Linked DNA regions of Homo sapiens: region 1 is linked to region 2. A link is a loop called in an ENCODE intact Hi-C map of the cell type or tissue named here. Cell type or tissue: OCI-LY7. All regions are shown on one strand.

Region 1 (8,000 bases), 71 kb before region 2:
GCAGGCATTCCAGAAACCTGACATAAGGTCGTGGCTCTTAGCATACGTGTCCATTTCGAACTGGGACATGGTTGGCTGTACCTGGAGGATTGGGCAGAGGAGAACAGTGCTCGATGTGGGCCCCAGCCCCCACTCCTCTTCCTGGGCCCCAACCTCCAGGCACCTGTTTGTCGATGAAGTGGCGCCATTCGGGTGTGGCACAAAAAGCCTGGAAGTCTTCAAAGAAGGTGGGGCTGCCATTGGTGGGTGGCAGGGAGGGCAGTCCCCACTGCAGCCCCAGCGGCTCATAGGCACGGTCTAGCAGCGTGCGCACCAGTGGCACCAGCCAGGAGCAGCGCTCTGCAGCTGCTGCAGCTGCTGCAGCTGCAAGTGGGGACCCTGCCTCATCAGTGGCTGACTCCAAGGAAGAGGTGTTCAGCACCCGCCCCAGTGCAGCCTCCAGCTTGGAGAGCACATAGCAGGCCTCCTCGCGGCGGGCTGGCACTGCAGTCTGTAGCAGCATGTGCAATCTCACGTAGGCCTGGGCATGCAGCTGTGGGCGCAAGAGAGATGAGTGGCACCCAGCCACTCTTGGAGCTCCCGACATCTCACACGCCCCCTGCCCCCATGCTCACCCTGTGCTCACCTGTGGGTCTTCCAGCAGGATGTAGCCAAGTACAAGCCGTAGGCCAATCTGCGCCATCTCACGGAGATCAGCTGTGCCGTTGGCCAGGTGGGGCCAGGCTCCCAGGCGATCAAGTAGGCTGCATACACCTTCAAAGAGCTGCCACAGAAAACAGGTTCCCAACAGACATCACCAGGGGAGGCCAGGAGTCCATGGAAAGGGAGCAAAGTAAAGTTTGCGCTGGGGGCCAGGTAGGGTTTGTGCACACAGGCAAGTCCACACTCACAGGCATTCATGCTGATGCACCCACACCTGCGCACGTGTACCCATCCACCTCCCAGACCAGATCCCTGCAGGCTTGCATGAACATGAGTGTTCATGTGGCTCACGCCTCTCTGAGGGGTCGCACCTTCTCACTCCACAGTTCCTGGTTACCATGGCCTTCAGCACACAGGAAGTCCTGCAGCAGACGCAGCAGCCAAAGCGCTTGCTGGGTGAGGCTGGCCAGGACCCCCACGGGGGCCTCTTTGATGTCGGTCAGGGCTGACTCCAGCATCATCTCCAGGAGGCTGGCGGGTGAGTGGGGAACTCAAGGGTCTACCTGACTATCTTCTCTCCTTCCCCCGAGGCTTCCTGAAGCCCCTCCCCCTCCAGACTTTCCCTCTCACCTGCGCTTGATGCAGTCTGGTGGGCGCACAAGTGTGGCTGAGGCCCCCAGCTGGGTGAGCACTGAGAAAACCTGGCCACGCTCCCGCCAGGCAGCCTCATCGCTGCCTTCCACGCCACGCCACGTCACCGAGAACAGCACGTTGGTGAGCAGATTGCACAACTCTTCCTCAGAGGTTTGCTGTGGGCACAGGTGGGTGGTGTGGGCGTGGGTTGTGGGCGGCTAAGGGAGGGAATCAGGCTGACGCCCACCCATCCCCACTCAGCACCCCTCCTGGGGTAGCCACCCAGGAGTCAGAGCATTTGGCTAACAGTGAGCCTGGCACTAAGGGCCTGGAAGAATGGTATAGGGGTCTCAACTACTACCTGAGTTCCAGGCAGAATCCTGGGGTCTTGCCAGACTCCCAAGAGGAGATGAGGCAGTTCACATAGAACAAGCAGAGGCCCATCCCCAAACCCAGAAGCCCAGGGCAGGGCCTTTGGAGTTTGCTGCCCTTGGACCCTGTGAGGTGTCTGCCCTACAGGCTCTCTTGAGGGCCCTTCTGAAGCCTGGCTGGTGTCACCCACTGTGGCTCATCATGACTCACCCTGTTCCAGGAGCCCTCTGGGAACACAACTGCAGATGAGAGCTATGAGGGGACAGCAATAGGCCTGACCAGTGGCTGCAACCCTGGTCAGACAGGGCCACACCTTTGGAGAGGCTACACTGCCAGCCCTGTGTACCAGAAGTGTCCTCCCTTGGGTACCATGCAGTGGCAGAGGGTGGGCCCACCTCACCTGTGGGTTGCTGGTGTTCGAGGTATCATCCCCGCTAATGGTGGGCTCCGGGAGGCTGCCGTCCTCCAGCACATTGGAGAGACTGGAGCTGTGGCGGCCAGGAGCAGCAGGAAAGGGCCGCGGCCCATCCAGTGGCGAAGGAGTGCCGGGCTGGCTGGCTGGAGTAAGAGTCCCACTGCTGCCGCCACCACCAGCAGTGTTGCCTGATCCTACACTAGACCGTTCCAGGCCCAGGTCAAAGGGCGTGCAGAATGGGGAGAGAGCATGGTAAAAGCCATCAGGGTCAGGGCAGGGGGCCTCTGAGGGCAGGAAGACATCTGAAGGCTCAGCAGGTGACTCAGTGGGTGGCTTGGGTGGGGCTGGCTTGGGGGAGGTAGGTGACTCTGGGGAAGACGGAGGGGGGCTGCCGGCTGTGGCAGCCTCCAGGACATATAGCCGGGTCAGCACATCTTGCCAGCCAGCCTGTCGGGCCAGAAGCCGCACTACATCTGGCTGTCCGTAGATGAGGTGGAAAAGCTGCAGGCGAGAGCACAGCAAGTGAGGACGCATCCAACTGCCTGCTCCAGACCCTCATCCAGGGCCTTTGCAGAGGAGGGCTCCAGAGACCCCTCATGAGACAGGCAAGGTGGAAGGCCAGAGGGTAGAAGCCACCCTCCCCCTCCCCCAAAGCTTTTACCTCTCATGCTCACCTGGCGACAGATGTCTAGGCGAACGCTGAGGTCAGCCTGGAGGGACAGCTGTACCACAGCCAGCAGATCTGAGAGGTTCAGGCAATCTGGGGGGATGGGTTGGGGGGACCTGAGGGACTGACCAGACTAGAAAGGGCAGGGCCCAGCCCTGGCCCCTATGCCACTATCTTCCTTCTTCCGGCCTGCCTGCCCTGTTTTTCTGACATGTCACCCCCTCCACTTGGCCTTAACCAGGTTGTACCTGCCCCCAGGAACAGCTTGTAGAGGCCCTGGCAGAGCTGGGGGGAAACAGTCCCCTCAGGCAAGCAGGCAACCAGACCCTGGAGACCACACTCCCGCAGCCGGAGGCGCTGGCGGCTCCGCTCAGGTAGCCGCTCATTCTGCTGCAGTCTGCGCAGGATCTGTGTGGGGGTCATCGGAGGACTGTCATCATGTGGAAGGAGTTACTGTAGGAGGGGAAGTCACCGTGCAGGTGTGTGGCTCAAGAGGCCCTTGAAGGCAGCTTCATCCGCTGGCCCAAGGCCTGCTGTACCTCCCTGAACCCCAGGCAGGGGCCCCAGTGAATGGGATGCCAGGGGAGGGGGTGGGCTGGGTGTACCTTGCAGACTCGATCGGGCAGCAGGGGCAGTGACCCTGGCCGCACTAGCAGGGCCAGTAGCACTTCGAGGTTCCCTGGCTCCAACAGAAAGACAGCCAAGGACTCCTGCACCAGGGAACCGTGCAGCAGGGCCAGCAGCAGGTCCAGCGCACCCACCGCCTGGGGATGCAGGGTCTCACACTGTGTCGGGCCCCCACTCCCCTCACCCAAGCCTCCCGCTCCCCAACCTCCAGCCTACCTGACCGTCATCGCCTGTGGCCGCCAAAAAGCTCAGCATGGTCTGCGTGACCTGCACGTCATCTGCTGAGAGACTCCGCACCAGGAACTCCCTCGCCAGGCCCAGGAGGGAGGTCTGCACGGTGCGTAGGTCGTCAGCAGCCAGGGGGCGCTCCCGCTGCGGGCTGGCAGGTCAGTAGGCACACCCAGCCAGGTCCCAAAGAAAGGCGGGGAGAGAGGGTGGGCAGGTGAGTCAGGGAAGCGCACCGCCCAGTCCCCAAGGCCGGAGGCCACTGTGTCAGCCCCCCATGGCCCATCTGGCCCCACTGGCCTCACCTGTAGTGGGTGCGCAGAGCATCCAAGATAAACTGGACGCCGTACTTCTTCCGCAGCTTCTGTCTGTGCTCCCGAACTATGCTGGACATGTACTGGATGTGACCTGAGCGGGAATGAGCAGAGGGCTCAGGCCACTAGGCTGAGCTGGGCCCTTCAGATCCTCCAGGCCAGGGCCATGTGCCTGTCAGACTTCCAGGGCAGGGTCATAGTCCCCTCAGCCGCCCCATGGCATTCTGGATTCCTAACAGGTGAGTCCCTCAGATCCCCCAGAGCAGAGTTCTAACTTCTCAGTGCTCAGCTGCCCTATGGCCGGCCCCTTGCTCAGGTCCTCACACCTACCGAGGCGCACGGCGAAGTCACTGAGGGTCCAGAGGTGAAAGTTGAAGAGCAAATGCTGGTAGAGTAGGTACAGGAGGGGCCCGCTGCCCTCAGCTGCCACCTGCTCCATCAGCAGCTGGGCGGACATGAGCACGTTCATGTCCATGGCCCAGCTTGGGACCTGGGATAAGACAGGAGCTGGAGTGAGGGCTCAGGCTCTGCCTGTCTGCTGTCTGAGCTTTTCAGCTGCCACTCTTCCCTGCACAGCCATGACGGCCACAAACATGGCCACCAGCCTGCTCAGAACCCTTTGGGGGCTTCCTGCCGCCTCTGACACGCAAGCCTCCTGCCTGCTGTGCGGGTCCCTGCCCCGACCTGTGCTGGGCCTTTCCCCAGATCCTCCAGACCCAACCCTGCTCGGCCTTTCAGGCCCCACTCAAGTGGCAACTCTCCCAGGAGGTTCTTCATGACTGACAGGGTTCCCCACTCAGTCCCCTCGGTCAGACAGGCTGACCATACCCCTAACCCCCATGCCTGTCCCACCGGGCCCCACCTTTCGCAGGAGGGCCCCGATGATGGCAGGCCCCTGGCACTGCACCAGGCTCTCTTGGTTCACCATGTGACCCTGAAGGAAGTTCCGCAGCATCAGCAGAAAAGCAGCCACTGCGTTCCTCTCCATCCGTTCCTCTGCCAGCCATCAGGAAGGGGACAGATGTGTGTCAAGGGCCTGCCAGTGGCCAGGAGACCTTGGGCATTCCACCCCCCTACCATGCCAAGATTCCCTCTCCACAACATAGGCACCAGGAACACTTACCTGAAGATTTACCCAATGGGAGAACCAGGCCCTGGGTGTTGTGACCAGAGGTCAGTTCAGGACCCACGAGGTCATGCGTTTCAGCTGGACCTGCTTCAGCCTCTTTGGGCTGTGCAGCTACTCGCTCCAGCAGGGGCAGCAGGGCACCCATACCCCCAACGCAGTTCACCACATCCTGGGGGAAGGAGGATGGCAGTGAGGGGGACCTTCCAGCCAGTTTCCTGCCCTACTCCACCCCAGCAGACCACCCAGAAAGGAAGTTTTGCTCTCTTGAGCTGGACTGTCCAAATCCTCCCCAGGCACAGCGCTGCTCCCCAGCTGACTCCGAACACACATGTGCCCCATATTCATGCCTCCTGCACACACCACCCACACGTGCTCACAGACCTTCACATCCCAGGTCTCCACTCTGTGGCCCGTCAGGCGCCCATCAAGCCCATGACTGGGGGACAGGTCCAGGCAGATGTTGTTCTTACAAGCCTAGGGATAGGGGAATGGGCAGGCAGCCAGGGTCAGAGGGAGGAGGGGGTGGCAGGCAGAGTGTGGGAGCCGGGGAAGTAGCACAGTCGAGCCAACCACTCCCCTGGGGCCCCCAAATACCTGAGGTGAGTAATGGAGGAGCAGCCTGGTGCTGAGCTCATGCAGCTCCCCCTCAGGCTTGAAGGGTGCCGTCTCATTGGGCCCTGGGAGGTGGGCAGGGGGCTTCAGACCTTGCTAGGCCTCTGGCCAAACCCCATCCAGAGACTGCCTGACCACAGGAGAGACCCCCAGAGATGCCTTCTCCCCCCGGACCCCTAGCTTCTGGCCTGGGGCTGTGGCAGAGATGGAGAATGCTGCATACCCAGGGTGCACAGGGTCCTCAGAGCCGTCGCCTGCAGGGCTTCGTGAAAGATGGCCACAGCCCCCAGCTCACCCTCCAGGGATGTGGGGCTGCCCCACCGAGTGTCCTGGGTGCCTGCGAGGGTAGAGTCGATGCTGCCCTCCTGCAGGGGGGCCACCAGCCCGGACCCCCAGCCAAGCCCTGTGGAGGCTGGGACTGACTGGGAGCGGGTGAGGGCGGGGTGAGTGTAGGCCAGGGTGGCGGGGACTGGTGGTGTGGGCAGCCCTGTGGTGGTGGTCGTTGTGCGGTATCCAGCGGAGCCGATACAGCAGGAGGAGAAAGGCTGTGGGGCCGGGGTTGGGGGAGCGGTCAGGTCACAGCAGAACCTGGGGCTCCGCCTACAACCAGTTCCTCACAGTGACCCCCATGGCTGCATGGACCCCAGTGGCTAAAGTCAGGCCTGTGGGGCAGCACGGGACACAAGGGCTCCAGGCTACACCTGCCCACTGTGTTCCAAGTCCTCCCATCTACCCAAGGCCTCCCCAAACCTTGCTTGGCACACCTCACTGAGGGAGGGGCAGCGAAGGGGTGCTGTCTTGACCAGATGGCCGTCTTTGTAGACATGGACCAGGTTCTGGCTGAAGGGCCGGCGCCCAGGCACATGGACGATAGCCACGCAGTGCTAGAACAGAAGCCTCACATTAGGCCATACTTGGGACTCAGCACCCCTCTCTCTACTGGGCCACATGAGAAGGATGGGGTCTCACCCAGGCAGAGTCGGCAAAGGACACTTCGGGCAAACTCATGGTCAAATACTCCTTCCGTGTGCACACAGCCACCACCAGGGTCCCGGCCGCCGTGAAGAAGGCCTCAAACCCTGAGCCGCTGCTGGTAAAGAAGCTGGGGGCAGGCAAGCCAGTTATGTCTGCTTGTTCCTGCTCACCCTGGCAGGAGGTCCCTGGCCCCTGGCAGTCACCCACCTGTACAGCTGCTTTCGCTGGAGTGGTCGGGTGGGGGCAGGGGTAGGTGCTGTATCCATAGGGTGCAGACAGAGCCAGGCATGAAAGGTGAAGCCAGGCCCTGGCCATCGCTGTACAGGGGGTACCATGATGCCCGCCATGCTGGGCGTGAGGTCAAAGTAGCGCAGAGCACGTGCAGGACCCTGGTGCCTGGCCATGCCTGATAATGTGCGGATGACAGCACCTGCGTGTCGGGCCTTTCCAGCCTCAGCTCCGCCTGGTTCCGAGTCCAATCCTGGCCGGGGGCGCAGCAGGTGACGCAGCTCCATGGGCCTTATTGATACACGGCCCAGTGCTTGTAGCAGTGCCAGCAGCTGCTCTTGGCAGCGGGCCTCCAGGGCTAGCCCTGTGCTGAGTGTCTCCAACAGGCAGCCCACCAGGCCTGCCTGCACACAGGTGGCACGGCTGGCAGGGCAGCTGTCACAGAGCCACCTGAGGCGTTGCGCTAGGAAGAGCCGCAGCTCAGCGGTGGGCAATGACGGCAGCCACTGCGCCAGCACCAGTACCGGCTGCTCGTTGCGGATTGGTGGAGGTGGGCACATGCTGTGGTCACCCTCCACAGCCTGTGGGTGGAGAGAATGACAGTCCCTGGTCAGCTGTGGCACCCTGTCAACAGTGGGACTTTCTGGCTCCATTTACTTGCCTACGGCAGCAGTCAGCAACATGATCTACTCCATCCTGCCCACAGGTTGTGTGTGAGGCTCAGGAAAGTCAGAGGGGCACAGATGACAGTCACTACTACTAAGAGTCCTTCAGCATTGTTAATCCCTCAACCTTAGTTTTCAGCCTGGGTTGGCCTAACCCCTAACTGCATGTTCCTAAGATAATCCTGGGGCTTGCTCACATGCAGTTGCTTCCAGGACCCCTACAGGGCCAGAATCCTCATTCCAGTGACACTAACAGACATGGCCAGGCTACAGGTAACAGTATGTACTGGCCGCAGTCAATACGGTCCCCCAGGGTGGAGAGCTCACCATCTGTGGTAACCCTGACTCAGTTCTGGTTGCCTTTGGGACCCTGGTCCCAAGCCCCTTCCCTCACCATGTTGAGCAGCTCTTGCAACAGCCGATGGGTGGGGGGACCATGGCTCTGCAGAACCTCCTGCAGGTGAGGGTAGCCGATGCGCTCCTTAAACACCTCCTG
Region 2 (8,000 bases):
AGAAGGAAACTCTATGGAATGCAAACTTGGCATTCCCTGTTGCTTTGCCACAAAGAAGTTGCTTAGGGGTTGGCTGCCCCGGCCCAGCCACATTCCTGCCCTCTCTGCTGGGCACAACTTCTTTGCTTCCAAATGTCTTCTCAAGTCATTGAAAGGCTCAGAGAGCCCCAGGCTACCCATAAAGCTCTTTCTTGAGTGCCTTCTGAATTCCTTTATCCAGCTTGAGGCAATGTATGCTGAGCCCCTCCTGGAGCTGCCTGGTGCATTTAGGGCAGGCTGTGAAAGACAGACATGCAGCCGACACAGGGCCACGTGCATGGAGTGGGGCCTGCTGTGGAGAGGGTAGAGAGGCAAGTGGGGCAAAGGGGGCCCAGGAGAAGGGCGGTTACTGTGCCTCAGGGTGAGTAGGGACACTGGGAGGGGCCCACAGGGCCACCTCCTGGAGCTGGCTCTTTAAGCGTGATGGACGGGGAAGTGTGTAGCTGAGGGGGTGAGCAGGCTGTGGGGCCAGGACCACGTGAAGAAGCTTAGACTTGTTTTGGGGACACTGGGGTCCCTGAGTCAGAGGGAGGGCCAGTGGAGGCACTGAGGTGGCTGATGTGTCTGCTCCTGTGGAGAGACAGCAAAGCTCCACCCAGACACTGGCTGCCGGTATAGGGTGGACTTTGGGTGGCCTAGGGCATTTGGTGCAAAGGATAGTGTCTTAGAAGCCATTGGGCTTTCTGGGCTGCCCTCCTTCCCATAGACTCTGGGGGCAGAAAGCCCCAAAAAAGCATGGCTTGGTCTCTGCTTCCCTTTGGCTAGGGGACAGCCTGGCCCTAAGCCACAGAGACTGGCCACCAGCAGAGCTGAGGTGCTGGTGCTGCCTGACTCAGAACCCTGCCACAGTCTTCTGCTGCCTTATGGCCCCTCTGCCTGTTTCCTCTTTATGTTTTTGAGTACTTCGTTGGTTGTTTCTGTGTAGGAAGAATACTGATTAGAAATTCCGGAAACTACAGAAAATCAGAGAAGCAAGTAAAAATCACTCAGAGCTGGACATGGTGGCTCATGCCTGTAGTCCCAGCTATTCAGGAGGCTGAGACAGGAGGATTGCTTAAGCCCAGGAGATCAAGTCCAGCCTGAGCAACATAGGGAGACCCCCATCTCTTTTTTTTTTTTTTTTTTTTTTTTTTGAGATGGGGTCTTGCTGTTCTCGCCCAGGCTGGAGTGCAGTGGCACCATCTCGGCTCACTGCAACCTCTGCCTCCCAGGTTCAAGTGATTCTCCTGCCTCAGCCTCCTGAGTAGCTGGGATTACAGGCACCCGCCACCACATCTGGCTAATTTTTGTTTTTTTAGTAGAGATGGGGTTTCACCATGTTGGTTGGCCAGACTGTTCTTGAACTCCTGACCTCAGGTGATCCACCCGCCTCGGCCTCCCAAAGTGTTGGAATTACAGGTGTGAGCCACCATGCCCAGCCAAGACCCCCATCTCTTGAAAAAAAGTCAGTCCTAGAGATAACCACTGTCAACATTTTTGTTGTTTTTATTTCTTTTCTTTTAGCTAGAGCTAGTACCTTCTCCCCTTAGCAACTTCCTCATTCTAAAATGGGGGTGGCAGAACCATTGTTTGGCTCCAGTTGTCCTCAGAAAGGTGGCTTCCAGATGCCAGTGACTGCTGGTGAGTGCAGGCTGCTTCAGTATTTCCTGGCCAGCTGACAAGGTGTTAGGTGTTGGCCTGCCCTACTGCTCTGGCTGGCACCATCTCGTCACACCCTGCCCAGTCTCCAAGAGCTGTGGTGGCCCCGGACACTGTAAGGCTATGGGAGCTCCTAGGATAGCAGCCTGGACCTGCTTTGTGTGTGAACCTGTTGTCCTACTATTTGTTTCTTGACTTTCCTTTTTTATCTCCATTCTTGTCTCCTTTTGGATTTTTTTGTTTTTAATTATTCCACTTTCTTCCTCTGTTAACTTGTTAATTGTATGCTGTTTTCCCTTTCTTTTAGTGATTTCCACAGGCATAACAACATACATCCTTAACTTATCAAAGTCTAATAGAAAATAGTAGTATTTTTACCATTTCCTCTACAGTGCTTAGGACCTTAGAACACTTTAAGGCTATTTGCCACTCTGCCTTTTACACTATTGTTGCTATATTTTAAATACTATAAGTTGTTATTACTCTTTTATACAGTCAATATTCATTTAAATTCTCTTTTCCCCCTGCTTTTTTTTTGAGACAGGGTCTTGCTTTGTCACCTAGGCTGGAGTGCAGAGTGTGATCATAGCTCTCTGCAGCCTTGAACGCCTGGCTCAAGCAATCCTCTTGCCTTAGCCTCCGAAGTAGCTGGGATTACAGACACAAGCCATTGTATTTACCCTTTCTGAGGCATTTTATTTTTTCCCTGCAATTCCATGTTTCCGTCTGAGATCATTTTCCTCTAGCCTAAAGTATTCCTTTTAGTATTTCTTGAATAACGGATTCACTGATAACTGATTCTCCTAACCTTTCTTTGTCTGAAAAAGTCTTTCTCTTGAAGGCTTCTTAACTAGATTTAGAATTTTGTGTGACATTTATTTTGTCCACACTTCTGAGATACCATTTCATGGTCTTATGGTTTCCATAGTTGCAGTTGAGAAGTCAGTAGTCTGTTTTAGTTTCTGCTTAAACACACTTTTTTTTTTCTCTCCAGGCCCATGAGATTATATGAGGTTGGTGCAAAAGTAATTGTGGTTTCTGCCACTATGTTCAATGGCAAAAACCACAGTTATTTTTGCATCAACCTAATGGGAAGCTCTGCTCAGTCTCTCAGCTTTTCAGCTGCTGCATGTAAATAGACATGCTTTAAGGGGAAAGAGGGACGTGATGTCAGGCTCACTTTGTTGTACTTCCCTTATCTCCATGATTGCAGCCCCTGAAATCCTTGCTGTCTTGGTACTTCTCTAAAGCCATTTAAAATACATATATATACATTTTTTTTTTTTGAGACAGTCTGCAGCCTAGGCTGGAGTGCAGTGGTGCGATCTCAGCTCACTGCAACCTCTGCCTCCTCAGTTCAAGCGATTCTCCTGCTTCAGCCTCCTGAATAGCTGAGATTACAGGCATGTGGCACCATACCCACCTAATTTTTGTATTTTTAGTAGAGACCGGGTTTCGCCCTGTTGGCCAGGCTGGGCTCAAACTCCTGACCTAAAGTGATCCACCTGCTTTTATAAGGGAGGTTAAATCTTGGGCCTGTGTTGGAAAGGCCAGGTCCCCAAGCTGAACCCCCCCATGCTCCTTGACCTCTCCCAGAGACTCCTGTCCTTTGGTAGTGGTGGAATTCCGGGGGTGGGCAGTTAAGTGGGCATTAGGGAGGGGAAGTCTCTTAGCTCTCCACGCTAAGGGGACTGGAGGTCAGAGACTGCACCATTTTCACGCGATCACACAACAGTGGCTGCACATCAGATTAACCCTCCAAGAGTGAGTCTGGGGAGGGCGTGGACCCAGCTTGATAGAGCTGGATGCACCCAGCACAGCCGTAATGTTTCTAAATGTGGAAACTGAGGCCCAGAATGAGACCTTCCCATGGTGGTCGGGATCTAGATGTTCTTGGCTGCTTGGCCAGTGCTCCGCTCTGGGGGTGGCAGGGCACAGTGGGCGCAAGGCTCTGCTCCCGCCTCTTGCTTCTGGTTCACTCCTCCAGTTGGCCTTCTGAAGCCTCGGGCAGTGGGTGGGTCTGGAGGCATGGGTGCGTGTTGCTGCTGTGAGTTCTGGGTACAGTTCCCTGTGGCCTCTCCTCTCTCCTTCTGATTTCTCACAGAACCCTGGAGACCGTTTCTGAAAGCGACAGTTTTTTTTCTTACTAATCCCTGCAGTTTTCTTCCCACACCCAGTTTCTCTTCCTCATTTCTCCCCACCCTGTTGTGAACGAAAGCCTTTGCACCCAGTCATGCCCCACTTTGTCTCCCTGTACCTCTGTGACCTGACATGTACCTCCAGGCCCGAGGCAGGTGTTCAAGGATGGGGGACGGGGTGGGGTATCTCTGGGCCTTCTGGGAGTGCAGGTGGGCTTCCTCCACACAGGCTATGCTGGTACTGCCCCATCGCCCGCAGTGGTTCAGCCCAGCCCCAAGGCTCCAGGCTCAGGGGCCCTGGCAGGAAGGAAGGAGATGGTAAGTAAGCTGGGGGCAGGAAGCAGGTGGAGCCCTTAAATAGGAGAGTGAATAGCATCTGAAAGCCCCTGAGTCCAAAGCACTGCCGCTTGCTAGCTGTGTAGCCACAGACACCCCTGCCTCTGGGAAAGCTTGCTTTTGCAGGGCCTGAGGAAGTCAGCAGCACTTTTACCTGGTCCAGACAGAGGGCTTGGGAGATGGCAGACTGTGGGAGGCCTGTTGGGAAATTGTTTCCTGCCTTAGAGGCCCAGGACTTTTCTGAGGGACCACTGGTCAAGAACCGAAAGAGGTACTGGGGAAGGAGGAGGACCTGCGGCCTAGTCTCACCTGGCCAGCATCTGAGGGGCCACTCCTGCATCCCCTGGGGCTAGGGGTCTGTCCCACTGCCTCTGCCTTGCCTTTCTTAGACCCTGCAGCCCCCAGGACCTCTCGCCCTGCCGCCCTGTGGAGTTACCAGGGACACATTTTCCTGGGAGCCTGCTTCTGTGTGTGTGGGGCTAGGATTTGATGAGCCCCTGAGCCAGAGAGGACCCCAGTGAGTTCTTGGTTCAGCCACCCCTGCCTGAAAAGACTGAGGCAGGAAGAACATAAAAACATAGTAGCTAGCCGCAGCTCCTGCCGGGAGATTCTGGCCCCTTGTGGCTCCTCTCTCTTCATGGAGGCCTTTGGGGCTGTTCAGTTCTCACTGCTGTCCTGGTGGACTGTGGCCTTCCCAGCCTTGCACATGGTCATGCCTATTTTCACAGCCCTCACTGGCCACTCTCAACAGTCTTGGAGCTGAGTCAGCCTCTCGTGTGCTTTGTGCCTTGACCCTGTCCGCGTCATTGCAGGCCCAGGCGCCACCTCCTCCTGGAGTGTCTCCCCTCCACATTCCCACAGCTGTAGGCAGCCACGCCCCTCTGGAGCCCTCCAGCACCTGCTTCTCTGTCCACATGTCACTCCTCACTGCCACATGCCCCTGGCCCAGCACACCCAGATGCTTTTCTCTAAGTAGTTGAGGCGTATTCCATGGCATGAGCCCCAGGGCAGGAAGGCTCTGAAGAGGGGCCAGACTTGGGGAATTTGTGGGTGACCACTGGCCTTCTCTTTTGGGAATCACTCAGCCTAGGAGCTTTAGCCCTGGCTGGGAGTTATACATTGCCTTGAGCTAAGATGTGCAGCCACTGCTGTGTGATCCTATGAAAAGGGTACAGTCTCTCTGACCTCCAGTCCCCTTATCTGTCAAATGGGATGATCCAGGAGAGACACCCTGTGAATGCTCCCTAGGCGTCCTTGGCCCAGCTCTGGAAGAGAACCGTACTCCAACAGAGTAGACAGGGCCTCTGGAGGGCAGCCAGTCCCGCTAAGTGGCAGGGGACGGTGCCAAGGGGCCTGCCTGATGACACTCCATTCTGTGCTTCTCCTCCTTACCAGGCTATCTCCAGAGAGTGCAGAGGAAATTCAGGAATTCACGGGCTATGCAAATTGTATGAATGAATGAATGAGACCATGTCACACACTGACTTCATCTCTGCTTGTTCCCTCTATTCTTGCAGGGAACTTAGGCTGCGGAACTATGTCCCGGAGGATGAGGACCTGAAGAAGAGGAGGGTGCCCCAGGCCAAACCGGTTGCAGGTAAGCAAGCTGTCCCTCTCCACCTCTGCTTCCTGGCACTGTCAGCCACCCTCCACCTCAGCAGGCTTTGCTCTCTGAGAATAACCAGCAGTACCAGGACAGGAGTTGGGCCTGCAGGCAGGACCCTTTGTTACCATCTCATGGCAGATGCACACAGTCGGCCTTCGGCAGCAGCAGAGGCTGTCGGGGCACTGAAGAGTCCTCTTGTGCCTTCTCAGTCCTGCTCACACCCTGAGACCGAGGCCTCCCAGGGATCTGAGTGGGGTTTGAAAAAGGCCACATCCTCTCAGAGGACTCCTGGCTGAGAAGTGGATGTGGTCATGGGGCCCTTGGGCAGCAGGGCAGGGTGATGGGTCCTGTGGGCCCTGGGTGGGTCAGAGACAGGGGCCAGTCATTCAGCCACACACAGCAGTGGACGGGCAGTGTGGAGCACTGAGGCAGGGGAGAGGGCCTGGCCCAGGGCTTGCCTAGACTCTTGCCATGGCGTGGGAACAGCACAGCCACCAGGAGCTTCTGGCCGTCCACACCACTCATGCCAGGAAGTTTCTTAGTCCTGCGGATCCCTGGGCCCTTGCCCTGGAGGGTCCCCATTTTAATTCTTTATGTTTGTTATTTATTTTATTTTATTTTATTTTATTTTGAGATGGAGTCTCGCTCTGTCGCCTAGGCTGGAGTGCAGTGGCATAATCTCAGCTCACTGTAACCTCAGCCTCCTGAGTAGCTGGGATTACAGGTGTGTGCCACTGCGCCTGGCTAATTTTTGTGTTTTTAGTAGAGACAGGGTTTCACCATGTCGGCCAGGCTGGTCTTGAACTCCTCCTGACCTCAAGTGATCCACCCGCCTTGGCGTCCCAAAGTGCTGGGATTCCAGGTGTGAGCCACTGTGCCTTGCCTTGTTATCAACTTTTTTTGAATTGCATAAGTAACAAGTGAATAAATACATTTATCTTGGGAAAAAGTAAAGTGTTGCCCATTTGGCCACATCCCGGTCTGCTTCCCCACTTCCTTCATCCCTGAAATCCAGACACTTCCCCGTGATTTGCTTTGTAGTTTGGGCCCCACCTGGTAGGGTAATGGTGCACTGGGGGATAGTAGGCAGGACAGAGAGGTGAGGAACTGCCCAGGTCAGGGGAAGCCCTCAACTCTCATCTGTATCTGGAGGGAGGTGAGGCAGAGCAGGAGGGCACTCATGGGCCCACTGAATGCCAGGGGTTGGAGGAAGCCCACAGAGCCCAGAGTTGTTAGTGCTTCTGCCATTTGTCCCCAAGGGGCAGGACCCTCCTAGTCAGATTGCTCAGAGGCCCACTATGCTGGCAGTAGCTTGGAGGAGCTGGGAGGTGCCTGTGCCCTGGTCTTGGGAGCATACACCTGAGGTGGGATGGAGGAAAAGCCACCTGTGGCTCTGGCTAGGCCGGGACCCAGAGGACATCCTCAGAGCCCAGGAGCCCTGGGATTATGTGAGAAGCCAGTCCTCACTTTGTATGTATCCAGGCAGCTCTCTGGTCTTGTAGTTATTGTCAGCATCCATGCTTCCTGACTGACTGTGGCTGGCTGCCTCCTGCTGTCCCATTCTTGGCCTGTGGGGAATGCTTCATCCTGGGAAACCCAGGCCCCTCCTCCAGAGCTGCCTTTGCAGGGTCTTCACCTCTGGCTGGTTGCGGGCCACACAGAGGTGGGAGCAAGGAAGCCTGGGGTCCCGTCTCTCCCTGGGGGCCACGGTAGGCAGTGTCCCTGCAGAGTGGCAGCGCGTTTTCCACAGGCCTTCTCTGTTTAATTGCACCCTCTAGTGGAGGAGAAGGTGAAGGAGCAGCTGGAGGCCGCCAAGCCCGAGCCCGTCATCGAGGAGGTGGTGAGTGCCTGGACCACCCTGGCATCCTCGCTGCTTCTGTGTGTCCTGTTTCTCTTCGCCACTTGCTCTCCCTCTGCCCCCCATTCCTTCTCGTCACTTCTTTATTCCCTTCCCACCAGCCCCTTTGCTCTCGTCCCTCTCCTTCCTCCTCCTCTTTCTCCCATTTCCCTCCTTCTCGAGCCTGCCCTCCCCCTTGTCCTGGGGTGGCCCCTCCACCCTGATGTGTGTCTCCTCCCTTCCCAGGACCTGGCCAACCTCGCTCCTCGGAAGCCTGACTGGTGAGTGTTGCCCGTGCGTGGCGGGTGCAGGCTGACTCGGGGACTCTTGGTGCCAGCATGGGCCTGGGGCTTGGCCCTTCCTGCCGTCACAGTGCAGAGACTGGCAGTACAGACATAGAGTTACA

Evidence for each region. Peaks named below come from ENCODE experiments on the same cell type or tissue, not always from the same donor. Only the 100,000 strongest peaks of a DNase experiment are listed, where the experiment ranks them.
Region 1: a loop joins it to region 2, with 5 times the contacts of the local background. A loop is called at or near these places in 95 of 110 quality-filtered maps.

The regions. Positions count from the first base shown.
Region 1 is chr3:46,994,452-47,002,451 of GRCh38, reverse strand. NBEAL2 (neurobeachin like 2) reads right to left here. Exons shown (of 54, transcript NM_015175.3): 12 at 7,899-7,997; 13 at 6,819-7,420; 14 at 6,606-6,738; 15 at 6,401-6,520; 16 at 5,860-6,181; 17 at 5,619-5,701; 18 at 5,406-5,498; 19 at 5,019-5,193; 20 at 4,758-4,891; 21 at 4,226-4,385; 22 at 3,887-3,989; 23 at 3,573-3,735; 24 at 3,335-3,493; 25 at 2,978-3,137; 7 more. Among named protein-coding and RNA genes, the nearest start is that of NBEAL2, 19 kb to the right of the region's middle. RefSeq lists an enhancer at 3,946-4,839. In OCI-LY7, a CTCF peak has its summit at 3,723; a DNase peak (open chromatin) is centred at 3,711.
Region 2 is chr3:46,923,204-46,931,203 of GRCh38, reverse strand. CCDC12 (coiled-coil domain containing 12) reads left to right here. Exons shown (of 7, transcript NM_001277074.2): 3 at 5,669-5,748; 4 at 7,536-7,597; 5 at 7,841-7,875. Among named protein-coding and RNA genes, the nearest start is that of PTH1R, 49 kb to the right of the region's middle. RefSeq lists enhancers at 1-83, 528-577, 84-599, 3,599-3,978, 6,068-6,569. In OCI-LY7, CTCF peaks have their summits at 7,337 (motif pointing left) and 7,537 (motif pointing left); DNase peaks (open chromatin) are centred at 1,633, 2,713, 4,063, 7,523 and 1 weaker place; H3K4me3 peaks cover 5,792 bases; H3K27ac peaks cover 7,364 bases.